Linked DNA regions of Homo sapiens: regions 1 and 2 are each linked to region 3. A link is a contact called in ENCODE Hi-C or POLR2A ChIA-PET data. All regions are on one chromosome and are shown on one strand. The core of a region is the stretch at or near the end of the contact, and the rest is flanking DNA. Distances in the headings are between cores, read along the strand shown. Region 1 holds the start of ITPR2-AS2 (ITPR2 antisense RNA 2). Region 2 overlaps LOC105369705 (a long non-coding RNA gene). Region 3 holds the start of SSPN (sarcospan).

The links. Hi-C counts contacts between places; a loop is a spot of excess contacts on that map. ChIA-PET counts read pairs that join two places held with the same protein, here RNA polymerase II (POLR2A). Pooled maps may share reads with other maps.
Region 1: a loop to region 3 is called in a map of ovary, with 1.8 times the contacts of the local background. The contact joins the promoter of ITPR2-AS2 here to the promoter of SSPN in region 3. A Hi-C loop is called at or near these places in 2 of 168 maps with a recorded cell type or tissue (mammary epithelial cell and ovary) and 4 of 50 pooled maps. POLR2A ChIA-PET finds 5 or more read pairs at or near these places in 4 of 52 experiments (BJ, Caco-2, MCF 10A and 1 more).
Region 2: a map of gastrocnemius medialis shows a loop between it and region 3 (2.3-fold over the local background). The contact joins the enhancer-like site here to the promoter of SSPN in region 3. A Hi-C loop is called at or near these places in 6 of 168 maps with a recorded cell type or tissue (B cell, aorta, ascending aorta and 3 more), 1 of 37 single-sample maps with no recorded cell type and 12 of 50 pooled maps. POLR2A ChIA-PET finds 5 or more read pairs at or near these places in 3 of 52 experiments (Caco-2, WTC11 and activated B cell).

Annotation. Positions count from the first base shown.
Region 1 is chr12:26,317,070-26,320,694 of GRCh38, forward strand. It overlaps ITPR2-AS2 (ITPR2 antisense RNA 2), which reads left to right and starts at 1,855. Exons shown (of 6, transcript NR_199072.1): 1 at 1,855-1,935. RefSeq lists an enhancer at 1,548-1,597.
Region 2 is chr12:26,297,036-26,301,183 of GRCh38, forward strand. LOC105369705 (a long non-coding RNA gene) reads left to right here. Exons shown (of 6, transcript XR_007063249.1): 3 at 1,230-1,390; 4 at 4,088-4,148. Among named protein-coding and RNA genes, the nearest start is that of ITPR2-AS2, 20 kb to the right of the region's middle. Within about 2 kb of position 2,161, at least 11 of the 41 ENCODE cell types and tissues checked have a DNase peak (open chromatin) inside an H3K27ac peak, as active enhancers do; they include B cell and gastrocnemius medialis, where a contact is called at or near this core.
Region 3 is chr12:26,193,027-26,196,879 of GRCh38, forward strand. SSPN (sarcospan) reads left to right here and starts at 2,547. Exons shown (of 3, transcript NM_005086.5): 1 at 2,547-2,925. The coding sequence starts at 2,647.

The DNA of each region.
Region 1 (3,625 bases), core at 605-3,104, 120 kb after region 3:
GTGAGACCCTGTCTCAAAAACAACAACAAATAATCCAGCCATTACCTAAATGCCAAGAAATAAAAGACTGATGTATAAAAACAGGGGCCTTTGGTGTGATGGATGCATTAGCATTTACAACTGAGTTTCCTGCTCTAGCCTAACCTGCCCTGCAGACCCCTGTAAGGCCTCCCCAAGTATTTCTGGACTTCCTCTAAGTTCTCCCACAGGAACTCATAAGTCAGACTATTAGATATAATCACATGTGGAATTTGCCTTATTCTTTCTCTTTCTCCCCCTCTCCCTCCTCAGCATCCTCTACTCACAACACCTTCTGAAGGAGCCTCAGTCCTGCCATGACTGGCAGAACCTATCACGAGCATCGCCGGCATCCATGCCAACAGCTCACCTGCAAGGCTTTCAACTCTGCTGACCTTCAGAGTGTCAGAGCAGTGCCGAAGCCCAGGACATGGCTGTCATCCCTTATTCCTCCTAGCTCAAATCACCCTCAATATCCTGATAGGAACCAAATACCAGGCCATCCCGCCATTTCAGTCTCTGTCCCAAGGACTCCTCATTAAATTCCATCATCATCCTTCAGCTAACAACCAAAAGCCTTCCTGAAACACAGCCTCATGCAAATAGGTACTGAGAAAACTTCCTAGCCCCTAGTTCTGCAAACACTCACCTACGCAGTTTAGAATCAGCTAGGTTACGTGCCTGTGCATTTATATATGCAGATAAATAATACAGCAGCTATACTACAAGTAGGTGTCTCTTCAGCCTGTTTACTTTAATTTTTACATATTAGGCTCATCTCTGAATGCCCAAAAGAGGATGTAACTGATATATTCTCCTGGCAAAAGAGTCAGGAGTCATTTCCCAGCTGAGGGGATGGGTTGATGCTCTTCCATTTTCTCTTAACCCTGTGCAAATGGTGCTGGGCCATAAGAGGACATCTGGGATTCAACTCCCACTGTGTATGGCTAAGAATCAGAACAAAGTATGATGTCCACAGAGGACCTTGAGCTCACAGGCTCCATTCCAGAGAGTAATACAGGGATAGTAAACCACTGGAAGCAAAGACTCCCTGTGGAATAGCTGCAGTCATCCCCCATGCTGGCCCAGCCACCTGAGAAGAGACAGTCTTGTTAGGTTGACTTAACTATTGGTCACCTGAATTTAATTTGGCTTACTGAATTATGGATGAAGGAGACAATAATCCCCAAGAGTTGGCCAATCTTTGTCATCAGGGGTTTTCTTATGTTGGTGAGAGTGTTCTAGTACCTTAATAGGCAGCTTGAGTTTGATGCATGAGTCATAATGAATCAGATGTACCAGAGTTGTTGTTTTGATTCAGCTCAGCAGTTATGTCTTTGAATCTGAGTCTCAGATGGGCACCTGAATAGACTCATCACAAAGCTTCATTGCAAATTATACAGTGCAGGGAAGCTCAACAAATTATTCTGATTGTTTCCAGAAAGAAAAAGGAAGGCAGGATTATACAGCATTTAGTGTCACCAATTAACAAGGTCATGGGGCTGAACCACTCATTCCAAAAACTTAATATCTACAAACTCAAGCACAAGGAGCCTCTTTTAATTATTTGGAAACTGTGGGCTGCAGGGAAAGCGAGTGCTCTCAGCCTTGTGATCTGAGCAAGGTTCAGGAGCTGGAGTGGGTTTGGCTGAGTCACCACTGGCTGCATGACCCCACACACATCACCTGACCTCCACATGCTTCAGCTGGCCCGGCTGTAGAGATGAGAAAATGCAGCCGGAAGGCCCCAAGGGGCAAAAACAGCCTTCTGCACACAGCTGCCCTGGGGCAGCTTCCTGCGGCACAGTTTAGCTCTATCAGAGGCAGGGGGACCCTAGTCTGGGCCACCAAAGCAGCCTTACCTAAAAGCCACCTTTGGGAAAGGGCCTGTTTCATGCCGCAAGTGTAGGAGTATAAGTAAGTAAAACCTTTTTTAAGCCTTGAAAATACTCATATGTTTTGGTTGCATGATTTCATTTGAATGAATTTATTCTTAGTCAGGAATCAGAGGCGTACACAAATATGTATGTTCAATCATGCTCATCATAGTGTTAACTTTAGTAACGAAAAACTGAAAATTATCTAAATGTTCAACTGTAAAGCATTGTACAACAAACTATGGTACATTTTTATTTTGGAAGGTTGTATGGCCATTAAAAAATCACTAGAACAGAATAATCAATGACCTGGGAAAATGTCCACCGTAGGATAGTATATAGAGAAGGACCGTAAAACAACATTGTTAGAATAATCCAATTTGTTTTACACTATATGTACTCCCAGGTGGATAGACAAAAGCCTGGAAGGTGAGACAAGAAATTATTAATGATGTTTAATCTCTGCGTTTGGGGATTATCAGCTCTTTTTAAAATTTATGGTGCTTGCCTGTATGTTCCAATATTTTCTATCACAATGGTCATGTGTTCTTTTTGCCATAAAAATCAATTTTGAAATTCCCCGAGTTGCTGTTAACTTGGCCTGTCTGTTGCATATGGGGCCAAACTACACGCCTACCTGTGGAGCAAATGAATACAGTGACTCATCTGTGAGCTGAGGCTTGAGCAATTCCAGCCCAGGAGGCTCTCCGGCCTGGGAACAGAGTGGGATTTTTTGTCTGAGGAGGCTGAGTCTGGAAGAAGGATGACTCTGTGGGTGGTTTCCTAGATCCTCAATGCACGTGGCTTCCGGCCTTGACTCCTCCCTTAAATTCTGGGTTGCTGGCCAAGGCTGAAGAACAAATTTGCCTCAGCAGCCAACTCCTCTATGTAAGCCTGACATTTACTCTGTATCTACATAATATCTATTAAGCAACACCTGATCCTGTTCACCAGGATGTATGTTCCCAGGGAAACCTTCCTTTCAAAGTTAAGCAGGCATTCTTGGTAAGTAGCCCTAACACCTGGGAATCATGCAGTTAACTTTCCAGGCCTCAATCCTACATGAGTGTCCTGGGTTATAATAGCATGGCTGGATGGGTGGTGATCTCACCATTTTAGCCAGTGGCTCATCCTGCATGGGAAGAAAAGTTTTAAAATGGCACAGCTTCCTTTGAGAAGAGAGCCATCTGCTCCATAATATATGGGGAAGGAAAATGGTGCTTTATGAGACAATCAGAGCAAATTGGTACATCATCATGGAGCTTTCAAGGTGATATTTTCTAAAACAACATAGCCATTTTTTATTCCTCTTACCAAAGCCAAGGGGCAGTCGATAATCTCAACATTTCTGCTCTCTGCTTCAGGTGTAGGCTGTCATTGGCTTGCTTAGGTCAATAGTGGACACCAGCCTTCCCTGAGCTGACTTATTGAAGATGGCCCAAGGGCCTGGCAGGCAGTCTGAAGTACAATCTAACATTGTAACAGATAAGTCCCAGTGTGAAAGAGAGTCATATTATCTCCATTTCACACAGAAGAAACCAAAGTATGAATCCTCATCAAAATACATTTTATTGAGCACATACTTTGTGTCTGGTAACGTTTCAGGCACTGGGAAAACAGCAGTGAACAAAATAGATCAAGTCTTTGCCCTCAAAAAGTTTACATTCTTTTGAGAGTAAACAATAAGCAGAGTTTTAATATACTGGGTGATAATCAATATGAAGAAAAGT
Region 2 (4,148 bases), core at 911-3,410, 100 kb after region 3:
ACTGATTCTTTAATTTGCAGCTCCATAATTTTAGGGAATTCAAGCACCCTTTCATGATGGTTAACCATTTACTCCATTTTTCTATTGGGTTGCTTGCATTTTTCTTGTCAACTTCAAACAGCTCTTTGTATAGCATATATATCAACCTCTTATTTGACTTCCCTTAAAACAACCTCAGTGCTAACCATGGGGTATAGCCATTGCTGAAGTTTGGGTGTTTGTCCCCTCAAACCTCATGTTAAAATTTGATCCCCTAAAGCCTTCCTGCCTAAATAGAAAGGTTCCAGGTACTTTCATGTGGTAAGAGTTCAAGGTCTTTTCTGACACTGCCTTCCCAGCTCTGCACTCCCTACTCCTTTTCTGCTCCTAAAACTCCCTCCATCTTCTGATTTTTGACTGGAATGCTTTTCTCCTGCCGCTTCCTCTGTACAAACCCTATTCATTCTTAACGCGTCTGTTTCTCTGAATGCTGTCCTGACCACTCTAGCCTGATGTGAACTCTTCTCATTCTGGACTCTCACAGTAATTATTATCTGCCCACGCATTTGGCAATTGGTCATTGTCTCCTCAAGATCCTACTGGAAACAAATCCCCCACCAAACCACCTTAAGCAAGAAGGGAAATTTATTATCTCGCACAGCAAGAGCTCTGAGTTAGGACATGCTCCGAGGTTGATTTGAGTTAGGACATGCTCCATGTTTTCTCCACACTGCCATCCTATGTCTGCTTTCTTCATGGGCATAAGATGGCTGTCAAAAGCAGCTAGGGCAACATACTTCTTTGTTTATACCTAGTGGCAGAGAGCAGGAACTCTCTCCCCAGGCAGTGACTCAGTCTCTCCTTTCAGTCTGATTGAGCCAACATCAGTCGCATGCCCATTGCTGGCAGTAGCATTGCAACCGTTACTGGTCCAGCAGTGGGCATGTCACCAATGTTGGCTCAATCAGAATGAACATGCTAAGTCTTATACTAATTAGGACCTACACCTGAACCTCCCCCACATCACCTAGGAGGAGTGGATACTTTAATAAAGTTGGGGTCTGGTAGGAATCAAGAAAAGGGGAGATGAATGTCATATGTTGCCCTGTGACAAGTATTTATTAGCTTGAATTGCTATTAACAGCTTTTATTGTCATCTTTTCATATTTTTCATATCTGTTCCTCCCAGGTAGATTAAAACACGTGAGGCAAAGCCTATACCTTGTAACTCTTCAATTACTTTCTTATAGATGTGCCAGTAAATATGAATTGGTTGGATTTGACTTCTCAATGATACACAATGATTCTCTACCTGGACTAACACCACAGAGGATGCCATAGAAACTTCTGAGATTTCGATGATAAATATAAAAAGTTGAAGCTTTGGGGAGCCCAAGCCAGGAAGCTGGAGGTCTGTTTGAAATCCTGTTGAGCTCCTCCCCTACCTCTGCTCCAGAAACTACATGGATATTAGCATCAACACTAATCAAAAGAATAAGATCAAGGATACTGAAGAGCTGCAATGCAATAGATTTCTTTATCCTTGATACTTAGATCTGAGCACAGTTCACTGTTGAGAACTGCACAGTTTGCCTTAACTAGAAAGTGTGCATTTTCTTATTTCCTCTCTGGGATGACAGTGATCACCAAAAAATTGTTATTTAAGATACTTCATTTATTCAATCATTTAACAAACATCTGCTTTGAATATCTATTACCAAGTTCTGTGCTAGGAACAGAAAATACAAAATTTCATAAGAAATGATTTCTACCCTTCAATTGCTCATTAAAAGAGCTGCTACCACTTCTTCAAATTTGGTAGTAGTTATTTCTGTGAGGTCACTGGGTTCAGACCTTAACCTATCAACTGGAGTGTCTGCTCTAGAGCTAAGTGCTTTGCTGTGGACACTTGCTATTTTGGGGATAAGAAGTATGATCTCATCTTCTCTTCGATGTTTAGCCTAAGGTGATTCACTTCATTCAGCTTTAACATCACTAAAATGTGAATTCATACTATTAGCGTACTTCTAGTACAAGCTATAAAACCCATTACCCATGTGTAAGGCATAATTCTGACAGCCTAAGCTGGAGAATATCATTAGCTAAAGTAGAGTAAGATTGGGTGAGGTGGTTGTTAAGAGGTTTCTGAATGAGTCTGAGTCAGGCCTCCAGGGCTAAATTTATTAATGAGTCATTTTCCTTGCCTAGCAGACACTGTGGCAGAAAGTGAAAGAGGAAGAAGCCATTCGACGTCTGTTTTTAAAAATGTGTTCTGTCCCTCAGTCCGCCAAAGTAGGTTTCAACATATTTTAGCATTTTAGGCTAATACTTGTAACCAAAATGTTTTCCTGGTTCCTCTCAGTTTGCAAAAAACAAGTGAGGTCTTTTTTCCAGGAATGGGGAGACTGGTTTTCATCTCCTCCCAGAGGGGGCAGATTGTAAATTCCTAGTGGCCAGATATAGCATCTACTACCTTGCTCTGTGCAGAACCTGAAATTCAAATCTGATTATTCCAGGCTTTACTAAAAGCATCTTGATGACAATGATGGTGACATTCCTCACATTCTCTTGCCTTATGTAATTTTAACAGCTTTCATCTCGGATCTATACCAACTTTCCACCTGCATAGCTTTATCCTGGGTCTTTTCATGGGAGATGTCCCAATCAAGATCTCAAATTTGTCCTTTCATCTTTCTCTTGAAACCTCCCCATCTGTTCTCTCTTCCACTCACTCATAAGAACTAAAAATCCTCTTCTACCCTTCTGCTAGATTAAATCACTTATCATTTCTTTCTGTCACACCAGGACATAGGAGCCCTTCTGACTCCATTCAATGCCCCATTCAACTTAAAGTCCGTGGTCAGCAATTACAACAATGTCCCCATCATCCTAGACACATTTATCCATTTGGCACTTAGCCACATCTATCATGCCACCCCCAAACCATGGTGTGCACCCACTATGTTCTCTGGACCTGCCTTTGACAATATGAGGCTGTGAGATAAAGACCAAAATCTTATGGGACTGGCCTTCTGTAAATTTACACTATAAAGTCCAACTGATCTGCAACATTAGGGAGATTTTAAAATTCTGTCAGAAGGCTTAAAACATTTCTCCTGGCCAGTATGTCCAAATACTTTGTTTTCTTCAAATATCCAGCCACATAATCCTTGATCTTTGCAAATTAATCTTCTAGATTTATAAGTAATATTAATGTTATTCCATAATTTCTTTTCTCCTTCTCCCCCTCCTCCTTCCTCTTCTCTCTGGTCTGCAAGTATACATATGTGTGTGTATATATATATGCATACACACATCTCTATATCCATTTGTCAATCTGTCTGTCTATCAACTATCATCTCCTGATTGCGTTCTGTCTTAGCTCAGGCCTATGGTACGTTGTCCAGATCCCCCTTCAAGGAATGACCTGCCACCCAATTGTGGACAGTGTGATCAGCTGATATTGTCCAGCTGTCATCTTCTTCAGGGTCTGCCTCAGTTGCCTTGCCTTGCATCCTTGCAGGAGTGGTCTACATCCATGCCAGAGAAAAGTGGGTCTAAAGGCCTGGTTGTTTCAGCCACTGCAGGATTGTTGACTTGGAATCTTAGCCCTTGAGCTACCTGTCATCTTCAGCTTTCTCTGTTTAATCCTGTTTCTTTGTTCTTCCTTTATGCGTGTTCATCCATAATATGTGGCTTGACCCCAAAATGTGTCTTAGTGTCTCCTTCTAGAGAACCCAATCTAAGAGTAGTCCTAGGAAATACACAGTAAGTTAGAGTTTCATTTCCAGCTGGCAGTGAGGGTACTGGATACCATTGCTGGTGGAAGGTGGATCACAGATAGCCCCTGGCCCAGTGTGTTGATCTGATGGTTAAACTTTTACTGGTGGTGAACTGGGAAGGTGTACTGATAGCAAAGAATGCTCTAGAGGGTATGATGTATCAGGTTTCTGAGGCATACAAAGGAAATTATAGCTAAAAGGATAATGATATTCCTCAATACTGATTGCTAAGGCCATTGATGCCCTGCAGAAACACAACAAATATCTGAGTAACAGATAATTGAATGCTAAGTGGAAGAGCCAGTGGTTTTGTTGTTTTCATGCAGAAGTCCTCATCTCCTGAAGCTGCAAGAAGAGACAGAGCCCAGCCTGATAATCTGAGGACTG
Region 3 (3,853 bases), core at 1,297-3,796:
TAAACTAGTACTAATAGGAATAATGGTCTCCACTGACTATTAAATATATACTATGGTGATGAATCAAGATATTTTTGTAAAGTACTCATCTCTAGGTCTAAGTTTGTAATTCACTGTATTATAGATACTATGCTACCCATGATAATTAAATTGTTTAAAATCACAATTTAAACAGTCTAGCCACTTGTTTGCCTATAGGCAATATACATACAGGAAGTAATTAATAAAGCAGTTAATCCTTTAGACCATTGGCTTTGGAGTTCACATCTGGTTCCACTTACCCCCATTCATAAGTAGGCTAGTGACTTTAATCCAATTACTTAATAATTCTGATACTCAAATTTTTTCATCTTTAAAAGTGGAAACTATAATTATAAGGTGGTTATAAGGGGTGACAATAAAATATGTAAAGCACCTGTCATGTGTTTGTTACAGAATACTCAGTAATAGGTAGCTATATTGTTAATAACAATACATACTTGATTCCAGGTAGTCAATTGACTTTCTATAAATATTTACCATATTTCCATAGGAAAACCAAGCATTTTGTTGTTTTGTCATTTGGGTTCTTCTCAGTCAGGCCCAAGTCAGGTGGGTGTCCTGGTATAACGCCAGTTTTTATTTGTCTGTTCACAATAGAAAGCCCTTGTGGTGTGATGGCCCCAAAGCTGACCATAAACTTGCCTCAGCCACTCTGTTTTTCTGGTAAGAGTGAGTGCTATTTCTACTGCCTCTGCATGGAACTGGGATGTGTGGTTTAGATTCTGTTTTCTAAGCAAATGTATTTGTTCCCTGAACCATTATTTTTCTCACTGGTCCAGATGGAAGGCATAAGGAGAACACCTAAGTTCATAAAATAAGTAAGGGTGAAGTACATACTTTTTGTCTTCAAAGTTACTTTTGTGGGGACTTGGCAGTTTACAAAAAGAGCTGATGATGATTAGTTTCTAATTCTAAAGCAAACAGCAGGGAATTGGATTTTCTTTAAATTTTCCAATAGCAAACAAGCTAGGAGTAGCCTTTATCCTAACATCTTGGCAACATCACTTATTTTTGAATATAGCTTTCTGAATGTTACAATGACCATACCAAAGGAGATATAAATACCCCCAAAGTGATGGGATCATTTTTTAGTGGTTTCGCTGAAATTTGCTCTAAGTGCTACTGAGTAGAGGTATGCGGGAATAAGAATAATCAGTTTTATTGATTTCTTCTGTGACTCTGGGCCAGGACCAAGTCTATTTTGAACATCTTTATATCCTAGCACATTGTAGGTGCTTTAAAAATAACTCTTAAATATTGACTGAGTAAAAGCGTCTATCTCTAAGATGGTCAATCCAATCCCCCTAAGCACTGTTGTGGAGATGAGTGAAGACTAACTAGGAGTCTTGCTCTGTCGCCCAGGCTGGAGTGCAGTGCCATGATCACGGCTCACTACAACCTCTGCCTCCCAGGTTCAAGCGATTCTCCTGCCTCAGCCTCCCGAGTAGCTGAGACTACAGGTGCGTGCCACCACGCCTGTCTAATTTTTGTAGTTTTAGTGGAGACGGGGTTTCACCATGTTGGCCAGGCTAGTCTTGAACTCCTGACCTTGTGATCCGCCCACCTCGGCCTCCCAAAGTGTTGGGATTACAGGCGTGAGCCAACAGAGCTTTTAAAAACAAATACACGTGAGAGGCCGGGTGCATGGTGGCTCACGCCTGTAATTCCAGCACTTTGGGAAGCTGAAGCAGCAGGATCCCTTGAAGCCAGGAGTTCAAGACCAGTTTGGACAACATAATGAGATCCCATCTCTATGAAAAAAATTTTAAAAAATTAGCCAGATGTGGTGGTGATTGCCTGTAGTCCCAGCCACTTGGAGACTGAGGAGAGAGAAGCTGTTGAGTCCAGGAGTCTGAGGCTGCAGTGAGCTAGGATGGTGACAATGCACTCCAGCCTGGGCAACACAGTGAGCCCCTGTTTGGAAAATAATAATAATAATTAATAACATATGTGAAAGAGAGTTCACAATTAGTCCAATATCTTTAGAAAGATTCAAAAACACCTAAATGCGAAAAATGCCTTTATTCATTTGTCAGCTGGATTACAGAAAGTAGGAAGAAAAGAGCCTGTGCCTCTGTAGGAAAGTAACAACGACTTAACTTCTGGAAATGACTTCGCAGCTTAGAGCCCAGCAGTGCCTATTTTGGATTAAACTGTGTATTAATTAAGCTCAAACGATTTCAACATTCATCACCTTGCATTGCACTTCACAGAAAGCAAAACCAAAACAATCCTGGAGTTTTGAGTGAGGAAAACAGACGCCCCGCACTCGCACACGCGCGCACTCGCAGCCTGTCTGAAGTGCAGAGGTTCAGGCGGCCAAGGGACCCGCGCCGGTTTCCGCGGGCGACCTGCAAATCCTGCCCGGGGCCCGGCAGGCGCTGCGTCCCGGCGCGTTGGCAGTTGGCGACCCCCCTCGAATCCCCCCTCTGCTGCGGGCTCCCCGTGGCCTTTGGAGGCTCGGTGAGTCGGCTCCAAATGTTTTCCATATTTGTTCAGCCTCCATAATTCGAATACCAGGGCAGGCCGAGCCAGCCGTGCGCCGCGCTCCAGGGCCCAGGGCGCCGCACACGCACCCACCCACCCACCCAGCCTCGCAGCGCCATGGGCAAGAACAAGCAGCCACGCGGCCAGCAGAGGCAGGGGGGCCCGCCGGCCGCGGACGCCGCTGGGCCCGACGACATGGAGCCGAAGAAGGGCACGGGGGCCCCCAAGGAGTGCGGGGAGGAGGAGCCCCGGACCTGCTGCGGCTGCCGGTTCCCGCTGCTGCTCGCCCTGCTGCAGCTGGCCCTGGGCATCGCCGTGACCGTGGTGGGCTTCCTCATGGCGAGCATCAGCTCCTCCCTGCTAGTCAGGGACACTCCATTTTGGGCTGGGATCATTGTAAGCATCAAGTCTGTTTTGCCTAAGCGCGTTTGCCAAACAGGAATGCGAAGTCGCATGGTCGAGTTGAGACTAACCCAGCTGCATGTGCCCTTCCCCGGGTTCACTCTTCTAACTCGCGCTCTGCTCGGTGACTGATGCGTGGGGCACTGGGTTTTCCCGGGCGGGGCAGGGCTGGACGCGATAGGGCTCCTGCCCCTCTCCTGCTCGCGGCTCCCAGCGCCTCCACGGGGCCTGACTCTGACGCTCTGGAGCTGGGGAGTTCATTTCAAAAGCTGCTTATTTTGGTCAGACTGAACAGCCTCAATAACAACAGCGGATTCATTCGGGCTTTTTCCTTATCCTGTTACCCAGACCCCACCCCTGTCCTTAAACAAGTGGCAAAAAGTGAATTAAGTTCATCTAGTGAAAGCAGGAGAGGAGAAAGCCTGTACTTGGAGTTGCCACATTGAGTAGCATTCATTTTATGTTTTAAACTGAGGCTCCATTAGTAAGTTTCCTGAAATGATGGGCTAAGGCAGGAAATGCGAATACAGCAAGCACAGCCTTAATCCACTGGAGTCTAAAGTGGGATAAACCCAGGGCGCTGGCCATGGCAGAAGTATATTTGGGACTCCACCGATGGATGTACTGTTCTAAGTTGAACAGTACTCAGCTGTTGTGAGTGTTGAAACATGTAGCATACTTGGCTTGATTAAATGAATTCTTTAATGTAAAACGGGTGCCACTTACTGAATACCTACTGTGTGCTCGCCCTGCTAGAGGCCTGACACATATTATTTCTAATCCCCACATCGTCCTGATGGGATCGTTTTAATCATTCTCACTTCTCAAATGAGGGAACCCAGGCCAGACTCACCCAGGGTCATGAGTGGGTAAAGCATTCAGCCATGCTGATTCCTCTTTATGCTAGACTATATCTGCGTTT